Regions from separate parts of the Homo sapiens genome. Here region 2 is linked to region 1. Evidence: chromatin loops called from intact Hi-C (ENCODE). Cell type or tissue: ascending aorta. All regions are shown on one strand. Links, peaks and the distances in the headings refer to the core of each region. The heading gives the core; the rest is flanking DNA. Region 1 has its middle 6.8 kb from the start of ANKRD28. Region 2 has its middle 3.5 kb from the start of CAPN7.

Region 1 (2,923 bases), core at 103-2,602:
CTGAATTAACATTGTTACAAGCATGGCTTTTTAAAAGTTTATCGAAGGCGTGAAAATTTATGTATAAAAGAAACTCCACACCTGAGACACATTACAAACATACCTTCCTTCTTTCAACAATAGAAGGTGCTATGTAAAATTACAGCACTCTTTGATAAAAGGAACTAAAACTCTCTGAGTCATTACTTGAATTTAAAAATAGCTATGGTCAGTATTTTTGTCTCCAATATGGTTCAGAAAGACATGAATCATTTTTTTTTTAGTATTTCCCAAACGATAGCCACTTTGAAACGGAAGTGATGTATGCAGTTGGGTTCAGTTTGTTTGTGAAATAACGAATGTACACTTCAGATACTGATCTTACTGTACTTTCGGGAATTCCTTGGACATCTCACATAATTATTGCTTATAAAGGTAAACATTTTGTAACCATAGCAACTTATTTTAAAACTGAAAATTTTCTCCCTTCAGCTTTTAAAGTGCATTAACTTCATACTACATTTACTCTGGCATCACCACATTGTAAAAACCAGAATGAATTGCACATAATCTTTCCTCAATCTTTTTTTAAGAAGGGCAAAATTCAGCCTGTTTAAAATAAAAATTTTGCACTCAACTGATTTTAATATGAGGGCTAAATTGTCTTTGATACAGTTGCTGAACAATAATTAACTTTGCAAATAATAATGTAGATTTCAGAGAATGTGTTTATCCTTGGCCTGATAGAACATAAGTCATATGTCAGAGATACTACTCATCACATATCTTAGCTAAAAATTTTACTAATCAGATTGACTAGGATATTTTAAAAAGTATCACAACTTTAAAAAAAAGACCTCTAAAATGATGAGTCCTTTTCCTTAATTTCAAACTGCTTCTCAAGGTAATCAAAATTATGAAGAAAATAACCTAACTTTTAAAGACATTACTTAAATGCAGTACTACATACTTGCTAACAGAGTAGTTTTTCTCCCTTTGTTCCTTAGTTTTGGCATATTAGGTGTATTCTAGAAAACTAACCTGTGTTAGTTTGGCCTGTTGAATTTTTTACTTATATTCTTTTGGAAGGAAGTAATTCTCTTAAGGCTGAAATCTAAAAATAGTCATCTAAATATTGATTTAAACCTTAAGTTCATATGTGTAACTGTTGAATCTACACTTACTTGGAAAAGTCAGTGAAACTCTGTTTTCGTAAGTACCTGCTACGTAAGTACATGTGTGTTGGGAGGAGGAAAGAGCGCAAAGTCAGCATTCTTCTAGTCCCCCATTATAGTGTTAAAATGTTACTAGTCTGCCTGTCTATAAAAACCTTCCTTCCTTTGAGGCACATACCATTTGGCTAGGTGATCCTTCTATTTCTTGTTGCTATCATCTGTCACATCTCATACCCCAGTTCCACATCTGGATCATGTTTGTCTGTCATCTAGGTGATTTCATTTCTTTGTAGATGACATTTTGAACATACTTAACTATTTAACAACCTCCACACCAGCAGTCATCTGTACTTGGCTGTAACCACCTCCACTTGGCTGTAACCACCTCAATGACCACATCCTACAACTTGTCTCATTTGCTGTAATTACCTTTGCTTCTGTATGTTTGTTCTTATCTATCCTGGACACCGTGAGCCATTGCTTTTAACTGCTCAACAGTCACTTATACTCACTTTTAACAATTATATATTATAAATGATAGTTTTGAATCTTCAACCATTTTCTGAAAAATGTGATAGAGTTTTTACATGGAATGTTCTAACTAGCAGACCATTGATTTCTTTGACAAAGCACCCTTCCTATAAATTAAAGGAGGAGCAAAATAATGAGGTTTATGGAGAGTTTTATTAAAATATCCATTTTTTTAGAGAATGGACAGTTAGAAGGTATCTGTATATGTCAGTTACAATTAATAACTTCATATGCTACACTCTTTCCTATGATGGACTTGGTAGCAGGTATAGTCTATATCTCGGCCTTCAGTATATACTGTCTTTTACTGTCTTTTATCTTGTACTGGTTAGATTTTTACGTGTATGACATAATGCCCTATTTAAGTTGCATAAGGAGTTTGAAGGTGATATATGATACCTTATAATTCCTTGGCATGGTATGTATAGTAGAGATATGAATGTCTAATAATTGTTTAATCAGTGCTGTGGTATTTTTGTTGAGTGTTTTAAAAAGTAAGGTATTCTTGCCAAAAGACTTTTAGATAATTTCAGTGTACTGGATTGAGTAGAATTGAGCCAGATCTCACCATTCTTTATGAATTTTTTTAATATTCACCTAGATGTAGGCAACTTTGGGATTTAACATTTCATTTAGAAGTCATGAGGGTAGATGCTAAGATAATGGGCTCTGTATTAAGTTTAAAACAGAGTTTGAGAGCATGAAATGCACCTTAGATATTGATGTAACAAGTAACATTCTTCATTGTATAAATTTGGAAACTAAAAAAGTCCCAAATTTCTTAAACTCCAATAAGCACTGGTTGCTTAAGTCAAAAACCTGGGAGGTTTCTGATTATCATCTTCTCCATCACTCTTGTAGCCAGTCTATTAACATGTCCTATAAATCCTATTTCTAAAATATATTTCTTTTTTTTTTTTTTTTTAAATGGAGTCTCGCTCTGTCGCCAGGCTGGAGTGCCGTGGTGTGATCTCAGCTCATTACAGCCTCCACCTCCCAGGTTCAAGCGATTCTCCTGCCTCAGCCTCTTGAGTAGCTGGGATTACAGGCACGCGCCACCACACCCAGCTAATTTTTGTATTTTTAATAGAGACGGGGTTTCACCATGTTGGTCAGGCTGGTCTCAAACTCCTGACCTCATGATCCGCCCACGTTGGTCTCCCAAAGTGCTGGGATTACAGGTGTGAGCCACCGTGCACGGCCTCTAAAATATATTTCTGTCTCTCCACCTATATGAT
Region 2 (2,923 bases), core at 283-2,782, 600 kb after region 1:
CGTCATCCTGCAGCTTGGGAGCCCTCCCCCACCGAGAGCTGAGACAGACATAGAGAGGGATGAGACCTGGAGACAGACATTGAGAGGGCACTGGTCTGCACACACCCCTGCTCAGGAAGCTCCTTGTTGGTTTTTTTTTTCCCTTTGGTTAAATGGCTATTGCTATTGACTGTTGAATTCCTTGGCCTGTCCTACAAATGTCAGAAACAGCAGAGCATAGTTTTGAAATTTAGACTTGCAGGGAGCTTATAATCTGCATATAATTACATATGGAATCTATTAAGATTATATTTAATTCTATATATTTTAAATATGTATATAAAATTAAGTTAGGATATGTGTGTATATAAAATTCTACTGTAGGTGAAAAAGATGTTATTACCCTTTTTAAAGCTGCCAACCAAATGATGGTAGTTTATTATTTCATTAAATACATATGCAAAATTCTGTTGGCCAGGCACTGGAGGTAAAGACAGCTCACACTGTGGTGAGCAAGACATTCAGCAGCCAACAGTTAAAAGCATCATTTAATAATTGCTAAAAGAGAGAAGGCAGAGGCTGGGAGGAGCACTACCTAAATCAGCTTGGGGAGTCTAACACAGTGTTCCAGAAGAAAGGTGGCTTGAGTTGAGTCCCAAAGGCAGAATAAGAGCAAAGCAGGAGAGGAAGAGATGGATGTTTCAGTCTCAACTAGAGGCAGGAGTGTTGAGGTCCGTGTATTTTGAGGATTGGGATTCACTGGGTGTGGCTGTGGGAAGAGATGGAAAATGAGACTTTAGAGCTGTGCTTCTCACATTTAGCTGCTTTGGAACCACCCAGGGATCTGATTATATATAGGTTTCTGGGCTCCATCCTAGAATGCCTGGGTCAGTAGGGTTGGGCAGGGCCTGGGAATCTGCATTTCTGCAGATTCTGACAAGTGATGCTGCTGGTGCAGAGACCACACTTTGAGAACCACTGCTCTAGATTTAGAAGGGAGTCACTGAAAGCTTAAGGCCCGTTCCCAGTCAAGTCTCTTGACCATGGCTTCATGGCCTTGAAATTCAGCACTCAGGGGAAGAGTGGATCATGCTAAGGACAGCAAAGACAGGGGTGAGTTAAATTCCCTCCCTGCAGTCCCATCTCTGCTGTGCTGGATCCCTGGCCTTGAAGCTTCCTTCCTTCTTAGTTTTTTCCCCTGTGACCCTCTAGGACACATGCTATGTTGCTGTTGGTCTTTGGTAGTTGCCCTCTCTCACAGTTGGGTGGGACAAGTCATCCTATTTACTACAGATCCTCACCAACTGTGCTGGGTTTATGCAGATTCCTGAGAGCACACTGTCACCTTGTGTTCATATGTGGCACTGCAGCTAGGTGTTACCTCATAGGGGCTTGTGGTCACAACTTTATCCTTTCAACAAACATTTCATTAAAATATCTACCATGGCCGGGTGTGGTGGCTCACACCTGTAATCTCAGCACTTTGGGAGGCCGAGGTGGGTGGATCACCCGAGGTCAGGAGTTCGAGACCAGCCTGGCCAACATGGCAAAACTTCATCTCTACTAAAAATACAAAAAATTAGCCAGGTATGGTGGCAGGTGCCTGTAATCCCAGCTACTTGGGAGGCTGAGGCAGGAGAATTGCTTGAACCAGGGAGGCATAGGTTATAATCCCAGCACTTTGGGAGGCTGAGGCAGGTGGATCACCTGAAGTCAGGAGTTCGAGACCAGCCTGGCCAACATAGTGAAACCTTGTCTCTACTAAAAACACAAAAAATTAGCCAAGCATTTTGGTGGGCGCCTGTAATCCCAGCTACTCAGGAGTCTGACACAGGAGAATCGCTTGAACCCAGGAGGCGGAGGTTGCAGTGAGCCGAGATCACGCCATTGCACTCCAGCCTGGGCAACAAGAGCGAAACTCCATCTAAAATAAATAAATAAATATCTACCATAATCCCTGAAGAGCACAATAATTTTCAAGTCCAGGGCTCTCTGGGGCTCTTTAGAGATAACAGCACCATCCCTGAGGCAAGGTATGGAGCAAATTTGAGAAGCAAATTTTAGGAAGAAGTGAGTTGGGGCAGTTACTACTAGCTCTAGACAGTTCAAGGGAACGTAGGTCCAATATATTTTTTTAAATCAAGAGAAGCCAGAAATTTAAATCTTGGTGTAAAAAATACTGACTTTTAAGTAAAAATAAAGTGAAATGTTTTCCCCCTTTTTTTTTTTTTGACAGAGTTTTCACTCTTGTTGCCCAGGCTGGAGTGCAATGGTGCAATCTCAGCTCACTGAAACCTCCGCCTCCTGGGTTCAAGCAGTTCTCCTGCCTCAGCCTCCCAAGTAGCTTGAATTACAGGCATGCGGCACCACGCCCGGCTAGTTTTTTGTATTTAGTAGAGATGGGGTTTCACCATGTTGGTCAGGCTCGTCTCGAACTGCTGACCTCAGGTGATCCACCCGCCTCGGCCTCCCAAAGTGCTGGGATTACAATTGTGAGCCACCACTCCTGGCCAGTGAAATGTTTTTCTAAGTACTAAGAGACAACATTGCACATCTACAGGCTACACTGGGCTCATATCCTGTTATTTTGATCCTTTCTTGGTACTTTAATTCCTTTACATAATTTTAGAGCAGTCTCAAGAAGGAGAGAAGGTAAATGCTGACATTTGTGGATACAGTGGTGTGAAAACAGGCCCTCCTCTCATAGGGCTTTTGGCCTACTGGGAGGACACAGGCATTAATCAATCAATAAAGGCCATTAGTGAATGAATCATTACAAATGTAGACGAGTACTCCAAAGGTAATCAACAGTTTTGTAAGAGCTTATGAAAAGGAAACTGACCTGAACTAGGGGGTCAGCAAAGACTTTCCCTGAGATAGAAGGAACTGCTTGTGCAGTGGCCAGTGGCAAAACTGAACATGGAACAGAGGCCAGTGTAGCTGG

The links. Peaks named below come from ENCODE experiments on the same cell type or tissue, not always from the same donor. Only the 100,000 strongest peaks of a DNase experiment are listed, where the experiment ranks them.
Region 2: a loop joins it to region 1, with 3 times the contacts of the local background. A loop is called at or near these places in 17 of 110 quality-filtered maps.

What each region holds. Positions count from the first base shown.
Region 1 is chr3:15,803,302-15,806,224 of GRCh38, reverse strand. It overlaps a transcript of ANKRD28 not described here. Among named protein-coding and RNA genes, the nearest start is that of ANKRD28, 6.8 kb to the right of the region's middle. RefSeq lists enhancers at 181-230, 1,458-1,597. In ascending aorta, for the core only: no CTCF peak of the experiment used is centred there; no DNase peak of the experiment used is centred there; H3K4me3 peaks cover 421 bases; H3K27ac peaks cover 1,449 bases.
Region 2 is chr3:15,201,268-15,204,190 of GRCh38, reverse strand. It overlaps the pseudogene COL6A4P1. Among named protein-coding and RNA genes, the nearest start is that of CAPN7, 3.5 kb to the left of the region's middle. RefSeq lists an enhancer at 1,375-1,424. In ascending aorta, for the core only: a CTCF peak has its summit at 1,330; a DNase peak (open chromatin) is centred at 1,320.